Regions from separate parts of the Mus musculus genome. Here regions 1, 2, 3, 4, 5 and 7 are each linked to region 6. Evidence: chromatin loops called from intact Hi-C (ENCODE). Cell type or tissue: heart. All regions are shown on one strand. Region 1 overlaps Nuak1 (NUAK family, SNF1-like kinase, 1). Region 2 overlaps Gm34184 (predicted gene, 34184). Region 3 has its middle 110 kb from the start of Gm46201. Region 4 holds the start of Gm33980 (a long non-coding RNA gene). Region 5 overlaps Gm34184 (predicted gene, 34184). Region 6 holds the start of Nuak1 (NUAK family, SNF1-like kinase, 1). Region 7 has its middle 56 kb from the start of Gm40727.

Region 1 (4,000 bases), 52 kb before region 6:
ACTGCCGGGTGCTGTGAGAATCAAACTCAAGTGGGCAAGAGCTGTATTGATCACAGGAGCACAGCTGTGAGCCAGTCAGTGCCTAGGAGCCTTACATAAACCTCTGTGACCAGGTCTCACAACAGCCCTTGGAGAAAGGTCTTTATTATCATTATCATTATCATTATTATTATTATTATTCCCTCTTGGCAGAGGAAGAAACTGAGGCACCTGTGTTGCCCAAGGAGCCTTCCCAGAGCCATCCTGGCTGTTAAACTCTATGTCAAAGGGAGTTATTGTTCACAGGAAATAGGCTTTCTGTAACTACAGGAAGATAGTAATTCCATGCAGGAAGACACACTCCATCGCTCCTTTCCGGCCTTGGAGTTAATTACTGTGGCTTTACCCTGGACAGCCACTGGCCTATGCAGTCGGAAGGAGGGCAGCAACCCGAACAATGAGCCGTAGGTAGGGAGTCGACGGGCTTTCATCTTCAGAAGAATTACTTCTTGAGACCATTAATCACCAATCGGGAGCAATCTGGGAAACTCTTAATAGAGGGTGTGGCAAGAGCTACCTAGTAAAGGATGCTAACACCCACCCAGCCCCACTTAGCTGCATACACATCTCCAGTGTCCTATGTGGCTGCACTTGCTCAGCTGGTCATCGGCACATCAGCACTTGAGGTTCTCTCCTAGGGCAGCTGTCTGCAAGTCAGATACAGACTTGCACTCAGATAAAGAGAATATGAAAGGCCTATCGGATGGCCGGCTCTGAGACAGGGCAAATCTTGGGGTTGGCAATAACGAAGAAGAGGTTTGTAGTCGGCCTCATTCCTGATGAGCTATAGGAATTTCCCTGTCTGAAAAAAAAAAAAAATGAGGCACTTGGTCCCACCCTGGTGAGGACATTCTAAAGACGAAAGGAGACAACACATGGAAGGTCTGGCCCAGGGCTCTGGCTTCCAGCAGGAGTTCAGCAAATGTGCTTTCGTCCTTCGGTTTCCTTCCCTCTGCAAGCTCATCATCAGATCCCTCCCCAGCAGACCCTTCCCCAGCCTTCAGAACTCTGCCTGTCACCACTTCCCCCTCAAAGGCTTTCTGCTCCATCTGGCTAGACAGACCCACCCCTTCCTGTTTAGCACGTCCAGATGGCACAGGGGCATCTGGTCTGCCAAGGGATAAGAAAAGCTCTCTGGAGGAAGACCCCCTAGAGGATAGACAGATAAGGGGGAATGGAAAGGGCATTCCAGACAGAGGGAACCGTGTGTTCCAAGGTCAGGAAGGCAGAGAAAGCTTTGTAGATTTGAGGATTTCAAGGGCAATGCAAAGGAGCCTTTCTGGACCAGATTCACTGAACGGCACTGCCAGGCGCCGTCCCCACCCTGATCAACCTCCTTCACAGCACAAGTGGATCACATACTCTTTTGTTTATTGGTTTCAGCCCCAGCTGAAACCCCAAGTCCACTGCAGGGAGGGGGGCACACCTTATCTTCTTTGCCTTCTTAATATTTGGTGACTAGTTATCACTACTAGTTAAATGACCACCAGACTCAGAGCTCCAAGACAAGAGGGACCTGGCCATCCCTCCCCCATTAAATCCCCCAACACCCGGCACAGGACTAACGACATAGCATTTGACACTTGGTTAAGTATTTTATGATCAAGCCATATGCTCTATACTAGATATTCAGCTCCTGAAAGGATAGAAGAATGACCTCAGGCAGCGCAGGTATGCTGTGATATAAATAACCCCACATATACACACTCGGGTGCACCTGATGGGTAAATGAAGGAGTTAATGCAAGACTACAAAGTTCTCACACTCCAAAGCCCAGAGGTCCATGATGCCAAGCTTCGCCTTGCTAAGCTGCCAAGATTTCTATCTCTTCTTGTCACTGCCATTCAAAGCGACTCTCTTATCCACAGCAGCCATGCCTCCATTGTCACAGGGGCAGTAGATCATCTCCCCTCTGTTCCTCTCTCCTGAGCTCTGAAAGCCCTGCAGATTCCCAGCCCTGCAAGAGGAGGTCAGCTGACCCGGGCGCCTGGCCCTCTTCCGGCAGGCACTTTTACAGGAGCCTTCTCTGGGAATGGTCAGCATTCCATTCTCCCAGAGAGTGGGATGTGAATCTGGCCTGTTTTCATTAATTGCAAATTAATGCTAGGCTGGGTGCTATTTTAGTCCACGCTTCCACAGAGGGTGGAATGCGACCCAAGGCAGCTAGCGCATCGCGCTCATTCCTTCTGCCGTTGGACTGCGTGAATATTTTTAGAAGCCGCACCCTCTTGCCGTGGCCAGATAGATAATTTCCAAAACCAGATGTGCTCATTGCAAATCAGCATAAGGCACAGAAGGGAAGAGCAACCAGTCACATGGCTCACACCAAAACTGCAGCAACATCTAACACATTCCAGCCAGAAGCATCTTTAGAGACTTCCCGCGGGGCCACAGGAGAGGTGGACCCACAATGTGACAGCCACTCCCCCTGCCCTTAGCACGATCGATCTTGCCACTCACATCCGGTTGGTTGGTAGTCCATTTGTACCCACGGTCCCCCTAGGCCAGGCAGCGATGGCCTTTCATTCACACAGAAGGCCAGCTTGTGGCCATGTGTATGACTGCTTCTGTCAGCAACTGTCCTTTCTAAATATGCATCTGCAAAGTGCTGAGTCAGGAAGCGCGGATTCCCATGCAGCCGGAAGGCAAATCAGCACCAGCTGAAACACATTTTTAAAACACTTGGAAGTGGGTGCAAGAGGATGGAGTTTGCCTGGAAGTCAAACATGGGAGTGAGTTTTAATCCTGGCTAGGGGCTCCTTTGCCCACAAATCAATCAGTTATAATGCTTACATGTGCCAGGCACCAGGAGATGCTCTGGAATGAGAAAGACAACAAACTCCTGATCTCAGGCACACCCCTTAGACAGTCCAGGCTGGAAATCGACCCTCAACAAGTTCTTTCAACTAGACTATCAGGTCTTAGTTGACATCTCTGCAGCAACGGAGGAAACAGTAAATAATGACTTGTTAAAAGGACAGATTTGATTATGTGTGAGTGTGCGCACACGCGCGCGCACACACACACACACACACACACACACACACATGCTCACACACGTTCCCACCCTGGGCAATGTCAGGAGCAGAGATTCCTAAGAAAACAGACAAAGAAAAATATAGGACCAAAGTTGACTTTTGTAATTAAGTACTATGTGTGCTACTTGGATACAAAAACAGAGGCTCTCAGGTGGAAAACCTGGTCCCCAGGAGCCCCATGCCCTACAGTCACTTCTCTGTTGCTTTGGGTTTTACAAATGAGCTGTTCTTCCAGGCTGCTGCCCCATTGTCCCCAACACAATTGCTCTCTGAATTCTGGCCATTCTTCTGCTCCATTAGGGAATTCTATGACTCCACAGGAAGCTATGCACCTTATCACTTCTGGGGCTACAGCATGGGACCAAGAGGTCCCACTGTACCACAGAACCCAATCCCCAGGCGAGAGGCTCACATTCCAGACCTTGTATAGTCTACATTTAGTTCCGAGGGCTCCCGGCGACAGGTGGCAGGAAGAATCTGGACAGGGTATCACTGAGATCAACAGATGATATGGAACCCTTAGAAGGCAAGGGTCCAAACTGACAGCAGGCCCGACCACCACCCCATCCCAGAACCACTTGCCCAAGCTTCTGGCTTTCCATGCATTTCCTCCTGCAGGGGCCAGACACTTAGACTTAGGCAAGCTCTTGGGATGGACACAGCTAAGCACCACCTCCTCTGAATGCATTTCTAACTACTTTCACATTTATTGTCGGTACCTAGAACTGGGGATTGCCCACAGAAACTCTCGGGAAAAAATTGACTGGGGAAAATAAACAAACAGTACACAGCTCTTCTTCCTACCTGACAGGAGAAGCTAAGTTCAGTGCGTGAGAAATTTATCCTGAACCCTGCTATCAGCAAGAGACAGGGCTACCACACAAACCTGGGCCATCCAACTCCAGAGCCTCCACTCCTAGACT
Region 2 (4,000 bases), 380 kb before region 6:
CACGTACCAGTGAGTGCATGCCATGTATGTTCTCTTGTGACTGGGTTACCTCACTCAGGAGTCTAGTTCCATACATTTGCCTAAGAATTTCATGAAGTCATTGTTTTTAATATCTGAATAGTACTCCATTGTGTAAATGTACCACATTTTCTGTATCCATTCCTCTACTGAGGGACATCTGGGTTCTTTCCAGCTTCTGGCTATTTTAAACAAGGCTGCTATGAACATAGTGGAGCATGTGTCCTTGTTATATGTTGGATCATCTTTTGGGTATATTCTAGGAGTGGTATAGCTGGGTTCTCAGGTAACACTGTGTCCAATTTTCTGAGGAACCACCAGACTGACTTCCAGAGTAGATGACCCAGCTTACAGTCCAACCAGCAATTTCTCACCTTCTTTTCTGGATTATTCTGAGTCTCTTGCCTTCCTCAGGCTATGCCTCCAGGTGTCTTAAACTCAGCCCTCAGCCCATTATAGCTAACGGGTGAACTACTACTTTAGCAGGGACAATCCTACAGAAACCGTGGTCACCTCCCTTGGGACCCTGCACCCCTTACCTAGATGCCCTTTTGTTGGCTGCTGTCATACCCTACTCTGCTGGGGATACTCTTGGTTAACATTTGCCTTTTACTATCAGGCATTCGATGACTTTTGGGACTTCATCTGCTGTCTCCTGTTTAAAGCTGTGGGACATTCAAACATTGTCAAAGACCTTGTGCATGCTCCTAGAGGTCAATGACAGGCTGAGTAAGTTCTAACTCTGTCTCTATTCCAACACAGGGGAGAGAAGGCACCAGATATCAAGGCTAAAAGGGCTTCATCCAGGGGAAGAGGTGACTGGGTTTGCTGAGCTTCTAATCAGTGCCCGTCTGTTAGAGGAAGACTAGAGCAAGTGCTGCCAGCCATGACTGCGGGGAACAGTGGGAAACAATTTTCAGTCACTTTCCCCCAAAGCTTCAGGACTATTTATTCTCAATTCTTTCTTCTCTGCCTTTAGTTTTGAACAAGTGTGGCTTGGGGGCACATATCCCTGAATCCATCACTTTGATGGTTTATTGCACATTAAGTAGCATAGAATTGAAGTCTGGGGCTAGGTCAGGCCCATTTTGGGTCCTCTTTTCTTCCTTTGTACCCTCACAGTGGGAGGGGGACCTGCCTAGCTGTGCTTGGCCAAGTTAAAATGAGGAGACCAGATGGTCAGAAAGAAAGGAATTTGGGTCCAGGTTCAGAAAAGGGAAAGCTCTGTGTGTGTGTGTGTGTGTGTGTGTGTGTGTGTTTATGTGTGTATGTGTATTTGTGTGTGTGTGTGTGTGCGTGTGCGCGTGTGCGTGTGCGTGTGCGTGTGTGTGTGTGTGTGTTGTAGGGTGAGGCAAGACTTCTGCATGGCTTTTGAGCAGAGATCAGACCATTCAGTCCTGAGGTGCATTTCTGAATGGCAGCAATCCCCTGCAGGGGTGTGCAGGGCGAGTGCATCCTTCTGTTTTAATCCCCCAGGACTTGGTGCCAAACCTCAAAATCATTTTTTTCTGTGCTGGGGTTTTAATTATATGTGGCTTTTAGTTTTGAGAACCAGAGCACACTGATTTATGTTAAACGACAAGGGGAAAAAAATCAGGGAGGTGAAGCAGTGGCTTTGGGCATTGGCTTTCAGCAGGAAATGTTAGGAAGAAAGAAAACAAGTTGTAAGGTCTGGGGAAGTAAGTTTCAATTGGAAGACAATTCTGGAGGAGACCCCCCACTCCCTCCACAAAAAGGCTGGGGCTACAGAATTTAGCCTGTTAGGCACGGAGTTGAAAGGAGCTGTCCCTGCCTCTTTGGCACTGTTGGAGAGTCAGCAGACAGGAAGGGGGCAGGAAGTCAGACAGCACTAGGTGGCAGGGATCCAGGCAGGAAGCAGGCTGGGTGTGAACAAGTGTCTTCATGGCAGGGACAGATGGGGACGGAGCCTTCAGAGCAAAGCTGACGAGAAATGAACAACTGGGACTCTTTTGTCTTCCTCTAAGCCTTGCCTCATGGCTGGGGCTGGTGGCGTTATCTCTATGCATGGCCTCTGTTCGTCGGACTCATGGTTTCAATGTGACCTCCCTGGCACAAGCACAAGACACTGCAGGGAGAAGCAGAGTGACAGCCAGCCAGGCTGGCTGGATGTTTTCAGATTTATTCTGACTCTCTCTAGCATGGCAGGGTCCCCCAGTCCCAATGGGGCACACATGTCACTGAGACAATACACATTGTCACATCAGCTGTCCTCAGCTGAGTTTGCTTACAGCTAGCTCTGTGCTGTAGGTGTGCAATGAGGTCTGCTTACCGCCACAAGCAGAAGAGGACGGGAGTCTGGGAGGCTGGATGACTGGTGGCTCAAATCCCTCAGCTAGTGATTTATAAAACTGACATTGCAGTGGGCAAAGCACTTTGGGACACACATGCAATGAATAGCGTTAAAATCCCCAGCTCTTACATAAACGTTGGGTGAGCATGGAAGCCTACCTATATCCCAATACTGGGGGGAGGTCAGGACAGAGAAATCTCAGGGACAAACTGCTAGATAGTCTAGCAGAATTGGTAGATAGGAGACCTTGCTTCAGTAAGTAGTGAGGAAAGATAGAGGGAGACAGTGATATTAATTTCTGAACTCCACACATATGCACTTATGCACATCCATACGCATGTGTCCACACACCCATGAACACATGTATATATCACACATACACAAGCAAAATGATGATGATGATGATGATGGCAACCACCAGCAACAAGACTGAGCCTGAAGCTTGTCTCTCTGTCCACATATTACCTTCGCAGCATGGTGTTTATGCAAGTTTGTTATCTTTCCTAAGTGAATGAGAACTTTGTTGATGCCCTTGGGGAGGGACTGGAGAACCATCGCTATAGGACCCTCCTTCTCCCTCGTATGTCTGAGCTAAAAAGGGGACAGGACAAATACATAGATTGTATCTCTATGTATATCCCCTCTAGTATGCTTACCTGAGTATTTAGACTCATGCGCACATCCTTGGAGTGTTGTTGGAGGCTTCTGGAAGCACATCTCTTTGGATTTTAAAAGACTTTAAAAACTGACTCATTGGCTTGGCTGTGGAAGCTATTCTGCATCAGAGAAACTACATACAGATTTGGGCCAAAGGATACATTTGGCTGGAGAGAAGGGATTTGGTATAAGATTTGAACAGTTGTTGTCAGCAGAGAAATTAAACAGCCTAGGGAAACCTCCTAACGATGATTTTTTTCTGCTTAGATAATATTACTTTTCAGGCGCCTTCTAGCTGGAATCTAGATCCAGAGAGCTGTCTGGAAAAATTTACCCCGACATCCTTTGGCTTCCTTAGCACCGTGCATGTTGGATTGTGAATAGCTGGGCTTTTGGAAGTTAGGAAAAGCCTCTGAATATGGATGACCCCATACAAATTAAGGATTCTGGGTAGTTAATCTTGGCATCAACTTGATAGAATTTAGAGTCGCCATGGAAACAAATCTCTGGGCCTAGGTATACTAGAGGTTTTCTAGATTAGGTTAATGCAAGTAAGGGGACTACCCTAAATGTGGGTGGTACCATACCGTGGGAGAAAGAAGCTGAATGCAAGCAGTCTTTGCTTTTTGACTGGACACAATGTGACCAAGCAGCCACCTCCTGTTCTTGTTGCTGTGTCTCCCTGACAGGATGGACTGTGTCCCAGGAACTGTAACCCAGAACAAACCCTTCTTTCCTACATTAAGACTCTTGTCAAACTCAGAAATCTGCCTGCCTCTGCCTCCCGAGTGCTGGGATTAAAGGCGTGCGCCACCGTGCCCAACTAGTCAAGTATTTTTGTTATAGCGATGAGACATATAACTAATACCGATGCTGAGGAAGCAGAGGAAAGACGCACAGGCCCCTGAGATGAGGTCCCCTTGGGACCTTGGGCTTCCTTATCTTTTGTTCTAGATGTAGACAAATGCTTTATGGAGACCTCGGGATCAGAAGAGAGCATCCTAATTTCTCTTT
Region 3 (4,000 bases), 210 kb before region 6:
TATACACACACATGTATCTAAACACGTTGCTCTGGAAAGTATTGTGGTAACGGTTAGGAGGCACTTCGTATGGCAGGAGTGTGTGTGAGCATGGCAAGCAAGATATGTAGAAAAGAGAAGGGGGTAGAAGAGGATGGGTGGGTGCTTTACAACAGCCTTCTCTCCAAAAATGAATCCATCCCTGAGAGAAGCAACCCAGTCTCTGGGGAAGGATGTTAGCCCTCAAAGACCTCAAGCCAGTAATGCTCCAATGGCAAGGTCAATCAAGATGAGCTCCGGCAGGGATTAAACTGGGTCTTGGGCACTGAATGAACTTGACAGCACTGTTACTTGAAATGTAACCAGGCACCAATGACCGAGATGCATCTGTCAACTTTGCCAAGCCCCAACCTTGCCACTTGGCCCTGGACCCTAGATTATAGCCTTGGTTCCAGTTTCCCTATATGTAACGTAAGAAACAACCATGAATGAGATCATAATCTTTACATTGTACAGAGACAGCTAAGATTCAGAGAGCTGAGTCATTGCTCTTAGAAGAAACAACTAGAAGACAGAGTTTGAAGCCCCAAAGCCTGGTCCCTTCTTGCTCATAACCACTGCACCGTCTTGCCTCAACGCCTACACAAAATTGGTTCTTAAATCTGTGATAACGGAAACTTGGACAAGTTCATTAATTCCCTAGACCCCTGTTCCTGCAAGAGAAGTGTTTCATGATTGTATATCTTCTAAAGATGCTGTGGGGAATCACTAAGTCAGATAGTAAAGGGATTCATGGAGAACCCCAGCAGCTGTGGTCACAAAGCCAATGCTCACCGCAGCAGGAATACTGATTGATCTGTGAATATCACAAGCATCCGTGGTGTTTGCAATTACTTGCTTCAAAGCTTGTGATTTCCCTGAACTATGTGTTCCAGAAACTGTCTCTTCCTAATTTGCATTTGGCAGCCTCATCTCCACAGAGCACACTTGGGAACATCCTCTGCTTTCGATGTTATTTGTACATGTATTGATAAATGGCTTTTAAAGTCCCTCTCTCTTAGATTCCTGTGAGGATTAGATGACATAATGCATGCAAAACAGCTAGTATCATTTTTGGCTTGGGAATTGCACCTAATTAATATTGGTTCTTTTGCCTTTTGCAACAGAATACATTACTTGAGACAAACACTCCAGAGTCCTATAGCAGGTGCCTCTGAGGGACACAAACATCTCTAGCACAGCCCACATACCGTATGGAATGGGCAACGTGATGTACAAGGAAACCCATGCTGGAGTCTACCTTGGAGGGCAGGGGATGTTGTGGATTACAGAGAACAATGCTGCAGGCGTGTTTGAAAGTCTCCAGAGCAGAAAGAGGAAGGCACTTGATGTTCTGATCGCTTAAAACTGCTAATTAGGCTCATGCATGCTACAAACACTGGCAGCTCTTGTGTCCTGGGGTAATAGGGACAAGCCTGGCAAAGATGCTCACAACCATAGCCCACCTGTCCATAAGCCCATGTGCTGTGCCCATAAAGAGATGCTTCAACTGAGAACACTGGGGAACAAGCTACCAAGCACGTTTGAATGTTCTGAAATTCCGAGTAGAAATATAACGTCCAGGTGGGCACAAAAGTCTCCTTGCAACCACTGGGGAAATTCTACATTCACTGCACCAGGCAGTAGGGGAGAGAAACCGTGCCTTTGGGTGTGGAACACACTGCTTCTGGTTGGTGGATGTGCCCACTGAGAACTGCAGCAGCAAGTCAGCTGACATTTCCGAGCTTCCATGTCTTCATTTGCAAAATAGAAAATACGCACTTGGCACAGGTATGGGAAGCATAAAGAAGTAACCTATATGAAGGGACTAGCAGGTAATAAAGCCCCCATCAGTGCTACCACCTACGGGTAGCTAAGCTTATCTGAGGGCACCCACCAGTGAAATCATCGCGTTCCCGTCTTCCTACTCGAGTGGCTCCGGTGGTTGTACTGTTGAATGGCGCCTTGAATGAGTCACAGACTATTAATACACCGGGACTTGTCATAAGGACAAGTGACAAATAAGGGCTCAAGGACAGAAAGGACCTGGACCATTCTCAAATAAGATAAACTATGCCATAAATAACATGGCATTGGCTGACTTGGGGAGGGGTGCTGATGAGTAGCTGTTATGGATTTAGAGAGCTGGAAGCGGTCCAAGCATGAGAGGCTAGAATAAGAAGGTGCGAAGAGGGAGCTTTGACTCTAAGCAAATGAGAGGCCAATGAACCGCGGGAGCTGCCTACCAGACCAAATAATGTGGGGCCAATCCACGGCAGAGGAAACACCCAATGAAAGAGAAGTTAATCTGTGATTGACAACCCTAAAGAGTTTCAGGAACTCAGCAGCAGACACTGTTAGTGGATGAGGAAACTGAGGCAGGAAGTGAGCCTAGCCCTTTGCCTGTCTCCAACACCCTGGTGCAGACCCCAAGGGTTTGGTGAATTAGCCAAGGAGTCTTTAGACTTTCCAGTCCTTGAAAAGACCTCCAGATCTCAGGATCCTGCTTATCATAGCACAGCTCCTGATGTGTCCGCATTACCAGTAGAATACACATTTCTTAGCCCAGTAACAATTTGCCATGTCAAAGAATATTTTCAATGATTCTGTTCTTAGTTTTTATCTTATTTTACTTTATTTTGACTACCAATTAAATCTTTCCCGTGGTTCCTTTCTTGCCATTAAGAATATAAACTTTAAACCTGGACTATGATTAAAAGGAAATTTTCATTCCTTATCTGCTCCTTTTAAACTTTCTATTTTTAAAAATTTGTTCAACTAGGGCTTAAAAATCTTAAAATTATATTATAAAATATTAGTTTGTGTGATGTATAGCTTGTGTAAGAATAGGGATTTTTTTCTTTACTTAAAAGAAAAAAATTAATCTGGCAGTGGTGGCACACACCTTTAATATCAGCAATCAGGAGGCAGAGACAGGCAGATCTATGAGTTCAAGGCCAGCCTGGAATACAGAGTGAGTTCTAGGGCAGCCAGGGCCACACACAGAAAATAAACAAAAATCATGTATATATGTGCCAAACTTTGCTCAATAATAGTAGCAATTACATTTGCTTCATTTGAAATTAATCTTTCCTTTCTAAACATTTTTTAATTCATGAAGAAAATGCAACATATTTAAATAACAACCTCAAAATAAGATGGAATTTAAGCTTTCTAAATGTAAGTCTGATATATTGAATTTAAATAAAGGTTATACATAGTAGCCTTTACTTACAGCACAACAGAGAGAGAGAGAGAGAGGGAGAGAGAGAGAGAGAGAGAGAGAGAGAGAGAGAGAGAGAGAGAGAGAGAGAGAGAGAGGAAGAGAGAGGAAGAGAGAGACAGAGACAGAGACACAGAGAGAAACAGAGACAGAGACACAGAGAAATTCATTGAATTCTAAGCTTCTGAAACTATAAACCAACCAAGACAAACAAAATACAACCTAGGAAAGTGAATACAATACTAGGAAAGGGGACATTCATTTTTGAAAATTTAATTAATTAATTAGTTAGTTAGTTAGTTAATTAATTAATTTTACATCTCTACCTCAGTTTTTCCTTGCTCCCTTCTCCCCATCCTCCCCCCACCCCCATCCACTCCACTACCATCTTCTTGCCTTCTCTTTTTCTTTTCAGAAAAGGGGAGGGGGAAAGGAGGCATTCTTATTGGCCTATCAGATGCAGTTATAGCTTAGCTATTTCAAAATGGTTTCTCAACATTTTTAGGCGTGAGTGTCTATTTAAATGCTATCTATTAGATAACAAAATAGAATGCATCATTTTAATATAATAGACTGTGGTAGTTTGAATGAGAATGGCCCCCCATAGGTTCCTGTATCTGAATGTTTGGCCCATAGTTGGTAGAACTGTCTTGGAAGGATTAGAAGATATGTCACTGAGGGCGGGGCTTTGCAGTTTCAAAAGTCCATGCCAGGCTCAGTCTTATTCTCTCTATGCCTTCACCTTGTGGGTCAGATATA
Region 4 (4,000 bases), 510 kb before region 6:
ACTGGCTGTGCGTTCTGCTCCCTGAGTTTGCCAAGGGCACAAGCAGATCTTTCCCTTCACTCCTGATTCTGAACTGAGACCAGAGGGCAAGGCACATGGCCTGTCATCTGTGTGACTGGAGCACGGGACTTACAGCAAGAGTCTGAGATGGCTATGCTCTTGACCTCCCACGGGACCGTAGACCGATCCACGGGATCCCCCAGCCTGAGGGGAGCCTGAAACTTGACAAACCTCTCACTTTTAAGGATGAAGACAAGAGACTGAGGTCCAACTCTTGGCCTCATTGAACCCTTACTACTAGCCATGTACCTTGCTCTGGCTGTCCAGGGAGTAGTGACATGTGGGGCAAGAGGCCAGATGTGCAGAACTCCCATCATGGCAAAGATCAGCATCACTGGGGGAAACAAACATATTTTTGTCCAAGTCAACTACAGTCCAGGTGGGGAATGACTGTTCCATCAGTCAGAGATGAGCCACTGGCAGGACAGCTCTGCTGCTCCATGAAGCTTCTCTTTCTATACAGCATTGGCAAGCCCTTAGGGCTGTGGTGGGGAAGATGGGAGTGGTGCCCTCAGAAGGCTCCAAAGGAAGCAAATTGCTCATCTTCAAGGAGGTTCTCTTCAAGGCTGCGAAACTGTTCCATTTTCCGCTTGTACACAGCTGTGTTATCTTGAACAGGTCTTAAGAGGTTCCTGTCCAGCAGACATATGTAAGTGGTGAAGGGGCTCTGCCTCAGCTGGAGGTTGGAGGGATGCTGACATCTTGAAAGGCTTGTTGCTTCTAGAGAATTCCATTCAGAACAGGAATGAAGATACAAATGAAGATAAAGCCTTAACTCAACCCTTTCTCCCCTCCTTCATCCCTTCCTTCTCCCTCTGCCTTTCTCTTTCTGGCCTTCTCTCTCTGCTCCCATTCACCCTCCTCTCATCTCCTTCCTCCTCCTCCACCCTCCTCCTCCACCCTCCTCCTCCACTCCACTCCCCCTTCTTCTAGAACAATGTCCCCACCAAGACTTCTTGAGAAAACAACTCGGTCAGAAGTCGCTCTGCATTAGTAACCCAGCCCAGTTCTGACATACCCACATCTCATGGGCAGCTACCTCCATATATCTATCACTTGCGGCCACCACAAGACTTCCTGTCCATTCTACTGTCAGAGGCCTTAGTTGACAGCCCTTCTTGGTTAGGGCCCTTGACAATTGCCCTGGAAAGGAAAACAGCCCCTACTTAGTAGAAACAATGTGACATTTAGAGCCTGGCTGGTCTGGGCTCAGCTCCCGGATCTGCCACTCCATACCTGCCTGCCTCTTGGAGTTTGAGCTTCCTCATTTGTGATATAAACAACTTGAGGATGACAAACAGCGCCCTTCTTGGGAATTGCTTTGAAACGAAGTGATGTCATGCCCACGCATGCAGCTTAACTACAAGACTCAACGAAGGATGGAGACAGGGAGGCTGAAAGCGGCAGAAGATTCTACCTGTAGCTTGATTTTCTGTGCCCTTTTGATCTGATAAACAGCAGGGCTTCTCCAAGACTCTGAAATTACGGAAACCACAAGGCACCTGTTACATGTGAGGAAGCTCTGACATAGCATTCCCTAGGGTCACCTTTGCCCCAGCCCGCCTCCCTGTCTTCCTGGTGCTGGCTGTGTATTAAGGAACACTTAACACCTCACAATGCCCTACTAGACTGGCCCTGTTGTGCAATGAATTGCTTACGTGTTCAGGCTGTGTCTATGTGCCCATAGAATATATGCTATGGACATGAGTCTGCAGGACTCAAGAACCTGGCTAGCTCCCGGTTCTTAAGATCTCTGTCATGGATTCTCCCTGTAATTATTCTCCCTGTAATTCTCCCTCATTTTAGACTTGGCAGCTTGCAATGAGCTTAAATCAGGACAGTTGGGGAATTTTGCATGGAGCTCCGTGTGCCATCTTACCGTGTCCCAAGTCTGCATCTCTGTGGGTACCACTCAAGGTTGCTGGATGACAGCAGCAGATTTAACAAGAAAAAGCATTCAAAGGGTGATGGCAGAGTTCTGAAAATTGGAGAACGTGTCCAGGACCTACATCTCCCAGGCAGTCAGGTCACAGCTATGGTCCCTCTGCAGAAAGTGTTCCATTTCCATAACTGCTGTCAGGGTACCAAACGTTGTTGCCATTTAACACAGAGCTTTGATTTTTTTCCATGCAGTTGCATGGCCTGCTTAGGAGTCATAGCCAGAGCTGAAGCACCCTGCTAACTCTTCTTAGGTCAGACAGGAGGGAGAGCCCTCTTCGATTTCATAGTTCACATAGTAAGGAATCCTCCCAAAGAAGGCAGGTGTTCAAAAGGTTAAAGTGTGAACGAATGCCATCCATGTGACATCAACTTTAAATGTTGGTAGATGACTAATATCCAGAAGACACCAAAGTGGCAGGAGCTGTATACTGGAGGTTGGAGTAGATTAACTCCCAAGTTGGCCTGTAGGGGGACTAAGGGACACAGAATCCATGGGATATTTCTATCAGAGTCCCTCCTGCTCAGTCATTAGTCACAGAACATTAGGTATCCGAAATGGATGCTTGCCAAGGTTTAGCACGTCCTTCATGTCAAGGCTAAGAGCATTCTGGGAAAGGGGACAAAGGCCATGGGAATGTCAGGCTGAGACAGGGCAGGGGGTGACAGGGAAGCTTACAGGAGCACTCCCTGGGGGCTGAGTTCATTGGCATTCTAAGGAGTAGAGAGAACACCCTACACCAAAGGATGTCATGAACTCTCCTCTCTGAAAGGTACCTCCAAGGGACCAGACGATGAGAGAACAGCGTGGACCTTCCCAAGCCTCCAGCCTGCAAATGGGCTGAGTACCTATGTGATCAATGTCCTCATATTCAGTGGGGCCACCAGCCTGCTGGGCAGCCTGTGATAAGTTCTTTACTCTCGGTGAAGTGAATCTCAGTTTCCACAGAAGGGATGATTACAGCACACACTTGAATGGATGGAGTACACATCTGAAGAACTGTGACTGGTGATGGACTTCGATCTAGCTCTTTCCGCCTGTCCGACGGGCAGCCCCTGGCAGGTATGGGGCATGGTGGAGATGGACTCTGATTGGATATTTAAGAAGATGCATTTGTTGCCATATGGGAGGCCAGGCATGGATGGAATAGACAAGGGGCTACCACACTAGTCCTCCTGGCATTGAGTGATCAGGGAAGAAGCGAGGTAAATAGCAGGTAATGAGGGGGCACTTCTAAACTGTTATGAAGATTATTGTTAGCTGTGAAGTGGTGGCATTCTTTAGTTCTAACACTTGGGAGGCAGAGGCAGGGGGATCTCTATGAGTTCAAGGTCAGCTCGTCTACATATTGAGTTGTAGAACAGTCATGGCTACACAGAAAAACCCTGTTTTTGACAACCCTGAAAACCAAAGCCAAACCAAGCCAAGCCAAACCAAACCAAACCAAACCAAACCAAACCAAACCAAACCAAACCAAACCAAACCAAACCAACAAAAAAAAAAAATCAGTGTTAAGTAGGAACTTGATAAATGGCAGCTAATATGTGAATGAGGCAGAAAGGACAAGGAAAGAATGAGTTCTCCTAGGTATAGTGGAGGAGAAAGTTTGTTATAGACATGTGGGAAAGCATAGCTAGAGGCCGGGCCATCTGGGAGAGTTCAGACATGACCCTGAGCCATGGGAGGAGATAGAAGGACAGGGGGCATGGTGAGGGTGGGGGCGGAGATAGGGAAGGGAGGTAGGAAGAGAGGGGAACCAGGTACAGCAGCCAAGAGGGCAGAGGTACAAAATGAGCAGGTAACTAAAGTGTTTGGATTCTACAGGGAAGAGCCTCTGGGGGAAGGACAGGATGTAAACAGGAAGGGACTGAAGGATGCTGGGAAAATCTGGTGGTCAGGTCTACTTGATTTGTTAAATAGGCTCCTCAGCCATTTGTCCCAGAGTCTGAGACATAGCATAATTACTCCTTCAAGCCTTAGAATGACTAACTTTAGAAATGT
Region 5 (4,000 bases), 370 kb before region 6:
TCCTCAGGGTGTCACTGCTCCCTGGCACCACACCCCCTTTAAGATCCAATAACTTAACACCAATATGTCAGATGCCACATAGTGACCACATTTTATAGTACACAGTAAATGACTAGAAACAGGAGGAAAGAAAAAAAAAAAAGTAATGGGATGCATACACACATTTACACATATGTAGTTCACACAGATCCATAATTACTCATAATTACTGTAGTCACCAGGTCATCCCTCGTCGTAGCTCGCATTTACAGTTTCTTCCTTCCATGTTCTTCCTGTTACTTTTGCTGAGGGGAAAGCCTTATCTTGTTCTAGCTCCTTGTCTGATGTGATAATCCAAAACCTTAACTCTGGTACAAGTGCTGCTGCTGAGGTGTGGCTTCCCTTTCATTCTATTATCCCAGTGCGACATCTATAATCTGCAGTCCACTTTCCTCAGTCCTGTCCCCAGGGTGGAGTTCTGAGTCCCTTTGCTAAGATCACTTGCCCCAGCCATCAAAGGGGTCAGGTGTAGGTAACAGTGCCCAGGTAAAGGAAACATTGTCTTCCTGCCCTGGACATTGTCACGATCACCCCAAGCTTATTTCTGTTTTCTCAAAGCCACAGGCCATGTTCTTGGACTTCTTTTGAGTCACTTCCCAATTCTCTCTGAGCCATGGTCTTGGAATTCAAAGGATATTAGATCTTTCACCTTCAATGTCCCATAATACTTGGAAACCAAAGAAAGAAGGGAAAAAGAAAGGAGGAAAGGGGGAAGGAGAAGGGAGAGGAAGAGGGGAAGAGGAGGGGAGGAGGAGGAAAAAGAGGAAGAAGGGAGGGGGCAGGGAGGAAGAGGGGGAAGAGGAGGGAGAGGAGGAAGAGAGGGAGGAGGGTTAGGAAGGGGATGGAGAAGGAGGAGGAGAAAGGGGGGAGGAGGAGGGGGAGAAGGAGGAAAAAAGAGGAAGAAGAAGAGGCAAGGGTCAGATTTTTCCAGAGAGAATTATATTGAAGTACTTCCTGTCCTAGGTCCTCTGGCTGTCCCCATTCATGTAGTTCATAGAGCTTTGCTCTTTTCTGATTTTGCATGTTATATAAAAAAACAACACAAGCAGCCCTCATGGAAGAGCAGTACGCTCATGTGATCTTGGGACCCGGAGCTATGTGCTTTCAAAAAAAAAATGTTTATGGCAGAAATTGGGAAGAAAGGGGGCAAGGTTTGCATTGGCTGAGTTTCAACATGGAAGTCAGGACACATCAGTCCAGGCACGTTCTTCACATAGTTCTGTTGGGTTTGTATTATCAGGGTTAGAGTCATGGAGAATTCACCAGTGAGAAGACAAAAGGACTAATGAAGTCTGTGCCCTCTCAGTGTTTTTGGCTTTCCTGGTGGCTGCTGCCAAGCTCCTGGCAGTCTGTGATAGAAGATTTAAGGAATGATGGGTCGAATCATCAAGGAGGTTGAGCAACAGGAAACCTGAAGAGTCTCCCGAAGCTGTTTCTTCTAGCTGTGGGATAAGTCAGATACGCTGGGCGGGCTAAACCCGCATTGTCCCGCACGCATGAGAAATTGAAGGATTGCAAGAAGTCCCTGCAGTCACCCCAAAGCAGCAACACCCCCAGCACTTAGCCCTCCATCCCCAGTGCCAACTCACTTAGTGGCAAGTAGTTGGTGACACATTGAAGTAGATGCCACTGTTACTTATCCATCCTTCTGGAACCCCACTCCCTGGACTGGGAGCCTGGAACCCCACTCCCTAGGCCGGGAGCCTGGAACCCCACTGGCTGGACTGGGAGCCAGCCCATGTGGCAGCACTTGTATCTCTTTACCTGTGGTGTTTCTCCACAGTCAGCCTGCCCAGACCACTGCCTGATGGAACCGTAAGGAGTCGGCGCTCTCTAGAAACAGTTCATTTCACAACAGGTGACAGTTTCCTTAGGAATGCTGTGATTGACAGAATCCAGGATCACCTTGGAGATGAACCTTTGGACATATCTGTGGAGAAGTATCTAGGCAGGGTTATTTAAGGTGGGAAGACCCACCCTAGATATGGACGGAACCATTCCACCAACTAGAGTTTTGGCTGCATAAAAAGAGCAGAGGGAGGCAAGCACTAGCATCTTTGTCTCTTGGCCTCCTAACTGCTGACACATTGTGGCCAGCTGCCTCATGCTCACAGCTGCCAGAGTGCCTTGCCATGATTGATATACCCCAAACTAAAAGCCAAAACAAATACTCCCTTACTTAAGTTGGCTTTGCCATGAATTTTGCCATGATAATGAGGAATTAGCTAATAGGAATGTCCACTTCCCTCACTGCGGTGTAAGAAACCCTGAACCATGTCTCTGGTTCACTTCACAGTATTCCCATGAGACTGAGCTCCAGGGCCCACAACAATAGCTGGTCTGAGGGCACATTGATAGGTCACCTTCCCTGCCCTGCATAACTCCTGAGTCTCTCCGATGTTTCCTGGACCACAATACTTGTGAGAAAGCCAGGCATCAGCCAGGCACTCTCCCGGGGGTTTGTTGACAGGGATCAGCCCATTCTGAGATTTCAGGCACCAGAGAAAGGCCAGTGGGAAGATATCAGATGAAAGTTTGTGAGTCTAGTATAATAACTTACATCATAGAATTAGTGTGAGGCTTAACCTTGTAAAACTCTGAAAATAGTGTCTGGCATATAGTAGCAACTAAGTAATTATTAGTTATTATATTTATTATCATGATGAGCTAAGGCATTGGATGTTTGGCAGTTCCTTGTTAAAACATCAGTTCCCAGGCAAAGGCAGTGCATTCAACTCCAACTGGCCACTGCTCTATAGCAGGAGTAGACTGCTTGGGGGAGCTTTAGTCACACTGCTGGGACTTAAAGGAACAGGACAAAGCAAGGTAAGGTTTGCCATGTGTCAAAGAGGAGCAAGAGCTGATTAATATAGGAAATGGGAGGGTGGGAGCCCCAGGATATTCCCAGAAGCCCTCCTGGTTGATAGGGCCTGTCCTGGGACTCTAGGCTACATAGGTGTCAAGACATAGCTTAGAATTGATGGATCTAGACTTCTCTGAGTCCGAAGCCCCCCTAAGAAGAGATTGATGCTAAATCATCTTCATTCATTAGTTGATTATCTGGGTGCATTTGTTAAACACATTTTCTGTTTATAGTTACAGAGGCCAATGGTTGGTTCGGGTGGGAGAGAACATACTTACAAAACAATGACATGCCATGAAATACTGCAAGTGCTTTGGTAGAACATGTGTGAATAACACGACCATTCCACTCCCAGGGGGCAGTGGGGCAGCACCAGAAAGAGGGACTTTGGGTCTAAATTTTGACAGACAACAACCAGATAGCCTATATTCTACCAACTCAACCCATCTCACAACTGGAGGTGGATCATGGGAAAGCCACTTATCTGGGCTTAGCTGGGTTTTCATCTGGACATGAGGATCCTGATCCTAAGTTCTGAGTCTGACATAAGGGTCAGCCCGGGAGCCTGGCCATGGCTCTTCACAAGCCTCTCCCCTTCCATCTTCCTCAAGGAGATTAGCCCGGAATTAGCCAGAGGTAGCTAGACAAACTACTTCTCATCATAAGGAGCATTGGGCCTGATCAGTAACACACAGTTTTGATGGCAAAGCCAACATCTTAACCAAAGGACCTTTGCCACAGGCTGTGTGGGGACACCAGTGGAAGGTATGAACTCTGGAGTCAGATAGTCTGAGTCTAAGTCTTGCTTTCTACTCATTCACTGTGTAATCTTGGGCAAGCTCCTGGACACTGAGCTTCAGTAATTCATCCATGCAATAGGAGTGATAATATTAGTCATTTCTCTATTCTAGTGTTGTGAGGATGGTAAGAGATAGTTTCAGTGATGTGAACACCGTAAGCAGTCAACACACGTGGGAATTATTTTAAAAAGACTCTTAACAGGAGACATTATTTGGCAAGGTTTCTGTCTCCATGTCTTGAGGGCTGCCAGCCAACAATCTAGGCTTGAGTGTGAATGGTCAAGACATAGACTTAGAG
Region 6 (4,000 bases):
AATAGCACAATGGGAGGGAGGGTGAACCAGACAATAACAGCTGACTGACTGGTCTTGCAGAGGAGAAATGAGCCTCTGTCGTTCTCTGGGCGCCCCCTAGTGGCCATGAGGCTAAATCCTGGCAGAATGTTTCCAGACACCCACCAAAGAGGAAGGCAGGCGCCTGCCTACCAATGCAAGTCTAACCCAGCCTGCGGATCAGACAGCTAGAAGAACGCCTGCCTGACTGGAAGCCACAATGGAGCTCAGCGGCCAAGCATATGCCACAAAGATTCCAAGCCTGGCTGAGCTGTCTCACAAGCACTTAGGTGTGAGAATGTGAGGGTCCCCACCACAGATTCCAGGCCTGCCCTCCCTGCTCCGACCCCTCACCTTCTCACATCTTCAACCTGCACCTCAGACAGCGCCTGTTTTTCATTATCCTGCTTTCCAACTTACCAGCACGATTCTTCATCAGCTATTAAGACAACCAGGGAAAGGAGCTACACTAAGTTTCCGCTTATTCAACGTCCAGCCTGGGGAGTGTCACCTCGGGAAGAAACGCATGAATGAGCGTGCTGCTCAGGCTCTTCATCTGCAGATAATCTCTCCAACACACACACACACACACACACACACACACACACACAGAATTCTCAGTCTAGAAAGCAAAGGGCACCTGCGCAATTATCATAAAATTCATGTATGGCAGAGAAGTTTATTTTAAGAACACAAATCCCTATCTCCAACTCATTGATAACAGACGTTTTAAAGATGATAACGCAAGTCAGCGTGGGCAGTGAGTCTGAGAAGCGGAGGGGCTCTGCAGCTGGCCACATAGTTGAGATTACAAGAGCAAACCTTGCTGACCGCAATCAGTTTCCACAGAACTATCTCTATATAAATAAAAAAGAAATACTACCAACACACTGACAGTTCGCTTTGCCCTCCCTGTAGCTACTGGTTAGGTTTATAAGCAACAGCATCCTCCCCCAGTCCCCCAGTACCCCGAAAAACTGCACACACGAGAAGCGTCATAGTTTCTGACTTTGGCCCTAAATCGATTAAAGTACATCTGATATGCTTTAAATCAAAGAACCATGTGCATTTCTGCCATACACCACACAAACTCTTTCTGCAAGAGTCAGTCACTTTGAACCCAACTCTAGCCACAACCAGTGTGGATTTCAAGGGCCTGTTCTGCAGAGGGGGAACCGACAACAATCCAAAACTGGGACAATACTGAGCCCCCGAGGCACCTGGCAGAGCTTCAGCTGTATCGGGTGCGGCCGGCCAGACCCCTTGAACAATTTAAGTAGTCCTGAAGCCAGGACCTGGTAAGGCAAGCGAGCCTGCTGCAAATCAACTCTGGGACTGAATGGCCACCCCTGCCAGGGACATGTCATGCTTGCCAGAGGCGGGAATGCAAGCTGTCAAGAAACCTCAGACATTCAGTAGAAGCTTTTAGGTTTGATAGACAGGAGGAGTCTGTCTTTTGCAGCAAGAGCAGCATCAGGGTAAGCAAGCATCCCAGTGGAAAGGAGAAGTGGGACTGCAGGTAGATGGGAAAGAAGCGGGGGTCCTGAGCAACTACAGGACACCACACTTTCGAGCCCAGCTTCATGGCTGATAATGTAGGTCTTTTTGGAGTTTGTACAAATAAGGAACTCCCGGACAAGGTCTGAAGGTGTGTCTTTGGGGAAGACCCCATGTTCTCAAAGCTGCAAAATGTGAATCCTAAACACTACTTTGCTAGCTGGGGTAAAAAATAAAAAAATAAAAAAGGTGGGGTGAGAGAAGCCCCCAAAATATGTGCAGACAAGATGTAACAAGTGTTTTCGGAGATATACACCTGAGTCACGGGGTGCTGAAAGGAAAGTGAGGAGTCTGACTGGGGGCTTCTGCTGAAACCTTTCTAGAGAAGGGAGCCCCGGTGGCGTGGTGCCCCCAGACCGTCTCCCCGCCCCCATCTTGGGCCACCAGGGAACCAGCTCGAACCCCTCCAGGAATTTCCCTTACTCACCACTCGGCCTGAAAACCTCTCGGTGGCTCTCTTGACTTTGCCGTAGGTACCTTTGCCCAGGGTCTCTTGCAGCTCATAGCGATGCTTCAAGTTGTGTTTGTGGTGATGTCGCTTCACCCCGTGCGGCTTCCTGGGCTCCACTGGGGCTGCAGTCGCCCCGGCCACCGCCTCCAGCGGAGAGCCCGGCAAGCCGGTCTCTACAGCAGGGCCATCCCCTGCCGCGGACACTGCCGCCCCTTCCATGACCAAGCGCAGGGCGAGCCGAGTTGGAGAGGGCAGGTCCCGGCACAGGGGCTCGGGGTGGTCCCCACCGAGGGAAACCGGGGTGCGTTCAAGGTCGCCCCCGCAGCAGCATTGCTGAGACGACCCGACCTGGCTCTGGCTGCCGCTGGGGCACTAGCGGCGGCGGCGGCGGCGACTGCACATCTGGCGTCCCGGGCGCGCACGCTCGGCGCACCGCCCCCTGGCCAGCCGCGGCAATCTGCGGAGCGTCCGGCGAGGTGGCAGCGATGTCAGGGGAGGCGGTGGTGTTGGCGAGAAGGAGGGGAGAGGGTGGCTCCGCGCGCTGGAGAGGAGTGTTATGTGGGGCGCCGCGCCCCCCGCCCCCGCGCCGGGAGGACGCGCAGACGGGGCGGGGCGAGAGGGGAACGCGGGGCGGGCGCCCGGGTGTCCCCACCTCCGCGCCGGGCCACCGAGCAGGGAGGGGGCGGGGTGCGTGTCGTTGTTCACTCTTTGTGCGGCGCGGCGCAGGCCGGGGCGGCGGCCCGGCTGCTTTGTCCTCGCCGGGTGGGGACGCAAGGTCCCGGGTGGGTCGAGGTGGAGGGGTTGGGGATCGTCAGTGCTCTTGTCCCCTCCCCGAGCGTCCCGCACTCACCCTCCGGAACTACTGCGGGCCGTCCGCAGCTAGCTTGGGCCGATCGGCCTCGGATAAAGGTCGCAGGTCCCCGAGGCCGCAGAGGCGACAACGCACAGAGCCAGGCTCACGCTCTGTGGCCCGGGGCTGTAGCCTCCTGGGCCACCCTTCTTCATGTTTGTTATGGTGTGGCGGAGGCCGCCAGGCTCGCTGGAGCAGGGGGAGGCTGGGTTGAAAGGAGGCCCAGCGGTGTTGGGTTACCGGCGGTGAGTCACAGTCCCCTCCAGCCGCCGAGGCCCTGCAGGCCCCCAGCTCCGGCACGGTCAGGGCAGGGCCCTCCTGGAGCAACCGCGGAGCCTGGAAAGTCCCCGAGAGGGATGCTTCGGAACCCCGGCTCTCTCAGGGAGAAAGGCGGAGTCAGGAACGAAGGGAGGCTCGAAGGAGGAACCCGGCCCTTCTCCAGGGCTCCGATCTCCCGGTAAAGTTCGGGAGTCCAACAGGGACCAACACCTAAGAGGAGGGAAGTGGGGGCCTGGATGGAGCTGGGTCCCCTGAGCTGCCCAGCGCCATTGGAAAGACCCCTTTCCGACAAACCAAGGCTCTGAGATAAGCCTAGGCCTTGGCCTGCTGAGCAGTTCCTTGTCCAAGCCAGAGGCCACTTGCAGGCCTCTTGACCCCCTCAGGCGATGGGAATTTTCCTTTGACTAAAACGGCCAGATCTCACCCCACCAGGTGAAGGTCAGGCAGGAAGGCCTCCCAGCAAGGCTGCCCTGGTTCTCCTGAGATGAAGGGAGGAAAAATAAGACATGAAAAAATTAAAGGTATCTTGAGAAATTTTTTAAAGTAATTTCACATAAATTACATTGTTCCACACTAGGGTGGGAAGACCGACCAGGAAGAGCATCTGGTGTAGTCTCCAAGTACTGGCACTTCCTTCTGCAGCCCTCAGGTTCCTCCCGCCCTCCAAATTCCTTCTGACTTCACTCTTGTCTACTTCTCACCTTACACTGGACTCTAGCAACAGCCTGTCTTCTCGAGACGCCCCTCGCCCCCACCCCTGTTGTCAGAGTCATGGCCTGAAACACACCCATTGTCGGCCCTCACTCCTCCGCTCAGTTCTGGACTTGATAATGGTCTTATCTCCA
Region 7 (4,000 bases), 270 kb before region 6:
ACACAATTTAGGCCACAAAGAAAACCCCAAGAAGGAAAAAGTCTTTTTTTTTTATCACACAGTCTTTGGAGGTGACACACTATCCCTGCAGAACTCCCTTCTCTACAAGTGAGTCCCCAAGTCCAGCCCCTAAGTAAAAGGAGACAGTGAATGTCTGTCCATCATGGGATGCAGTGAAACAGGGCCGTTCTCTCTATCAGGAGGTTCAAGGAGACAGCGGAGTTCTGTCCATCAAGGAGTAAGCATCTAGGAACAGTGGGCATTTAGAAAACAGCTTACCAAAGAGGGAGCACACTTAGCAGAAAATGCACTGCTGAGCTGGCCATGGCTAAATGTGGCTGTTGGACACGGGGTGGGGGGGATCATTCTCTGAGGGATAGACTGCATCTCAGGACTTGCCATGGTCAGAGGGAAGGGAGAGAGTTTGCTCACCAGCTCCTCTCTTCAGGCACTCAGCAGGAAGTGACATGAACTTCCCTGGGGTCTGAGTGACACCAGCAAAGCTCCAGTGGAGTCCATTGGGGATAACAGAGAAGACCAGGCAAGAGTGGCCCATGAGTGGGCAAGGGACCAGGCTCCGTGGCCCCTGCTTAGGGAGGACGGAGGAAGCGGCTCCTGAAGCGTTACAAACAAACAAGCTGAGCATCCAAGGTGCAGATTCGTCCAACAACTGGCCTCTGTCACAACCTTACTGTGCTAACTGCCTAGCGAACTGCCACATCACATCCATGCGGCGAGGGTGTGGACCCCGCAGTTTCTCAGTGCCATCCTCTCCAGCCAGCACGGCTCACTCTGGCGACTAGACTATCGGACTTACCGGGACCTGAGAACATGGGGAGGGAGGGTCGGACAAGGAAGGGGAGGAAAAGGAAAGGCGAGTTCTGGCTGTCCCTGTGTGAGATAACTGTACTCCCGTTGGCAGGACTTGGCTAAGTGAGGCTTCTGTTGGCTCAAAGCTAAATGGGTTTTGGTAAAGTCTGTTTGATCCACCAGAAGAAAATGGAAGGGTGAATCCCATACTGTTCTCTGACACACACTCCTTTTCCCTCCTACCTCCCCACCTCCTTCTTTTTCTACTTCTTCCTCCTCCTCCCCCCTCTTCCCCTCTTCCCTCCTCCCCTCCTTTCTCCTGTCCTTTTTCCTCCTGCCTCCCCTACTCCTCCCTCCTCTACTCCTCCCCCTCTCTTCTTCCCTCCTGCCCTCCCCTCCTCCTCCCTCCTGCTCTTTTCTCCTCTCTTCCTCTCTCCCTCCATCCTGCCTTCCCTCCCCCTTTTCTCCTTTCCTCTTTCTTTTTTCTTCCTCCCTCTTCTCCCTCCTCCCTCCTACTCTCCCCTCCTCCTTTTTCTTCTTCCTCTTCCCCCCCCCTTCCTCTCTTTGCTTCTCACCTTGTGTGTCTTGATTGGCTGGATCAACTACAGATGTTCTCACTCATGATTTTAGAGACCTTTATTTCCCCCTTTGAAGGGGCGCTTTTATTTTCATGGATCACCCTCCCGAAAGCAAGGCAATCCAAAGAAAACGTCTCTAAAGTTACAGGGCTTAAATGGGAAAATCTCTAGGCAACAAATATAATTTAAGGTCATTAAGTAATTTTATAAGTGCTAATATATCAAATGGTTCTGCAAGCGTTCCCATCTGCACTAACCTCTGTTTCCTGTCAGGCACAACAATTCTAACTTCATAAACATGCTATGACCGAAGAGATAATTAATTTGCTGTTAAAGGGATCTAGCTCAATTGTTGCCTTTAAAATAGCTGCATTAGCTAAGATTATCTACAGTATCTCTTTATTTATTAACTGTTTGAAAGGTCCTGGAATTGTTTTGTATCTAACAATAACAAATTTTGTTACCCCCATTAATTATCTCAGCATTCTGCAATGACGGTTGTTCAACCTGCTCTATCTAGCAGGCTGGTAGACTTTCCGTATTCACCACACGGAAGAATCCCCAGGCTGAGCCGCATCTAACGTGCTATCTCCTAATTGCAAGTGCACATTCAGGAATGGATGATAAATGTGAGCAGCATGCTTTGGTAGACCTGCCAGGCCCCTGATTGATTGTATCACCTGCGGGGCTGGAGAAACACAGACCCCACACACACACAGTTGCCAGAGCCTATGCTGAAGCAGTCACTGGAACACATCAGCCCTTCCAATGGCCTGCTCTGAAAGCACTAGCAAACATCATGTAGGTGCGGGATGCAGTTGTCCAGGGGAAATGGCACTTAAAGGTCCTATTGCAATTTTCTCCTTGACCATCTATGATAACTACAAAGTGTGAGTCCAGTGAAGGCCAAGCTTGTGGTAACGACCCGAGCACAGGAACTCTCTGGCACATAGTTGGTGAAACAAAACTTACTTGTCCACCAGGGGTCTCCAAGGGGCTGTCAGAACTCTCAGTACAGTACCAGCTTGGCACCATCTCCCCTCCCCAGATTGTCAGCTCTGATGTGTGCTTCAGTGCCCGGGCCCTGCCCTTGTCTTTGAAGGGAAGCAAGGACTAATCACAGCATGTCCTTATCTGTGGTGTTTGACCCCCAGGGCTCATCTTCTGGCTGTCCTGCTGGAGGCCCCAGTATGGGAACTAACCCTTCACCAATCTCCAAGGAGGAATGGCCACAAACAGATGGCATGAGAAGATGGGAACTAGTATTTCAACTACAAGCATACAGAAGAGACACTAGCATACTGGTGTCAAAATGCCAAAAAACTTTGACACTTAAGTCCACCTCTAATGGCAAACTTTCTCTAGGAGGACCACACCTCCTAAGCCTCCCCAAACAGTGCCTCCAGCTGGAGACCAAGAACTCAAATACATAAACCTATGGCAAACATTCTCCATCCAAACCAGTAGAACAACCGATAGGAACTTGTCTGCCTGACAGCCAGCTTGATGGTGTATCATAAAATCTAGGTGATACCACACTCCAGACTTAAATGCCCATTCTACAGCATTCTATGTAGTTTTACTAAGGTCAACACTATAGACTTCATTAGCACCATGGTAGCAGTGATATCTGCCTAACCAGGGTGTGAGACTGAAAAAGAATATGAACAAATAGTGTGATTGGCACAGTGTTTCTGAGACTGTAGGCTCAGCGTGATAGCCAGCTCTTCTGCTGACTCACCTGTGATAGCCAGGAAAACTTCTGGGCCTTGGTGTCCACATCTGGAGGATAGGGATGGCAAGAACACATGTGCCTTTGGTTGCTGCACAGCTGAAGGAGTGAACAGAAGCAGAGTGCTAAGAATAGGAGAGCCAGGAGTAGAGGGAAGCTCAATAAATATTAGCTAGGATCCCACTGCAGGGCCAGCTCTACCACCAGCCTATGATTGGCACTCAGTGAATGGCAGCTACTGTTGCTGAAGTGTGTGGTTCGTCCAGGAGAATGGAAAACTCACTAAGAACAGCAGCAGCAACTATACTCTGAGCAAAAGCTGTACTTTGTGGTCAAGGAAATACTGTAGGACAAAAAAAAAATGTCTATTTCCATGAGCGTTACTAATAAACATGAGCTGAACTCCTCAGTCTGGGGGCAAGGGACAGACAGACAGAATCCAGTCTCAGGACAGGGAACACAGAGATAGAACATGAGTTGCGAAGAACAAAGAATAGGATGCTCTCTTTGGTTCTGTCCCCCAAGTAGATATGATATGCATGTCCCCATTAACATGCCCCCAGGCTGAAAGACTGTTTCCCTGAATTCTGCAACAGCCTGGCTAAAGATGTCTGCAGATTGTAGCCATGGAAGAAGTCTGATTTCTCCCATTCATTCCTCAACCTGCCTTTGGTAACCCTGCGCATCTTGCCTTTCATTCTTGAAATACCTTCTGTGCTCTTTATTTGATGCTCCGGTCTTTTTGAAGTCGGCTTCCTTTGTATTTGTGGCCAGTCAACTTCCTGCACCCTTTCATCTCTGCACAGTTTTGAAGCCAGTTGCAAGCAGTTTTATATTTATCTTCTTCACCACTAAAGTTGTTGGCCAAGAAGCTGCCCAT

What was found. Peaks named below come from ENCODE experiments on the same cell type or tissue, not always from the same donor. Only the 100,000 strongest peaks of a DNase experiment are listed, where the experiment ranks them.
Region 1: a loop joins it to region 6, with 4 times the contacts of the local background. A loop is called at or near these places in 18 of 42 quality-filtered maps.
Region 2: a loop joins it to region 6, with 3 times the contacts of the local background. A loop is called at or near these places in 9 of 42 quality-filtered maps.
Region 3: a loop joins it to region 6, with 2.7 times the contacts of the local background. A loop is called at or near these places in 6 of 42 quality-filtered maps.
Region 4: a loop joins it to region 6, with 2.7 times the contacts of the local background. A loop is called at or near these places in 2 of 42 quality-filtered maps.
Region 5: a loop joins it to region 6, with 2.6 times the contacts of the local background. A loop is called at or near these places in 9 of 42 quality-filtered maps.
Region 7: it touches region 6 in a loop (3-fold over the local background); 15 of 42 quality-filtered maps call a loop at or near these places.

Annotation. Positions count from the first base shown.
Region 1 is chr10:84,386,428-84,390,427 of GRCm38, forward strand. All of the region lies in intron 4 of Nuak1 (NUAK family, SNF1-like kinase, 1), which reads right to left. Among named protein-coding and RNA genes, the nearest start is that of Nuak1, 52 kb to the right of the region's middle. In heart, a CTCF peak has its summit at 2,273; DNase peaks (open chromatin) are centred at 1,084, 2,334 and 3,578; H3K4me3 peaks cover 2,058 bases; H3K27ac peaks cover 4,000 bases.
Region 2 is chr10:84,058,944-84,062,943 of GRCm38, forward strand. The region is part of intron 2 of Gm34184 (predicted gene, 34184); the gene reads right to left. Among named protein-coding and RNA genes, the nearest start is that of Gm34113, 24 kb to the right of the region's middle. In heart, no CTCF peak of the experiment used is centred here; a DNase peak (open chromatin) is centred at 1,898; H3K4me3 peaks cover 532 bases; H3K27ac peaks cover 1,277 bases.
Region 3 is chr10:84,228,506-84,232,505 of GRCm38, forward strand. No RefSeq gene overlaps it. Among named protein-coding and RNA genes, the nearest start is that of Gm46201, 110 kb to the right of the region's middle. In heart, no CTCF peak of the experiment used is centred here; a DNase peak (open chromatin) is centred at 2,126; H3K4me3 peaks cover 280 bases; H3K27ac peaks cover 1,959 bases.
Region 4 is chr10:83,932,173-83,936,172 of GRCm38, forward strand. Gm33980 (a long non-coding RNA gene) reads right to left here and starts at 1,353. Exons shown (of 3, transcript XR_380635.2): 1 at 1,297-1,353; 2 at 1,079-1,203; 3 at 546-780. In heart, a CTCF peak has its summit at 2,459; no DNase peak of the experiment used is centred here.
Region 5 is chr10:84,065,078-84,069,077 of GRCm38, forward strand. All of the region lies in intron 2 of Gm34184 (predicted gene, 34184), which reads right to left. Among named protein-coding and RNA genes, the nearest start is that of Gm34113, 18 kb to the right of the region's middle. In heart, no CTCF peak of the experiment used is centred here; a DNase peak (open chromatin) is centred at 2,144; H3K27ac peaks cover 243 bases.
Region 6 is chr10:84,438,113-84,442,112 of GRCm38, forward strand. It overlaps Nuak1 (NUAK family, SNF1-like kinase, 1), which reads right to left and starts at 2,556. Exons shown (of 7, transcript NM_001004363.2): 1 at 2,003-2,556. The coding sequence starts at 2,245. In heart, a CTCF peak has its summit at 2,457; DNase peaks (open chromatin) are centred at 119, 1,289, 2,549 and 3,309; H3K4me3 peaks cover 4,000 bases; H3K27ac peaks cover 3,929 bases.
Region 7 is chr10:84,164,331-84,168,330 of GRCm38, forward strand. No RefSeq gene overlaps it. Among named protein-coding and RNA genes, the nearest start is that of Gm40727, 56 kb to the left of the region's middle. In heart, a CTCF peak has its summit at 2,377 (motif pointing right); no DNase peak of the experiment used is centred here; H3K27ac peaks cover 546 bases.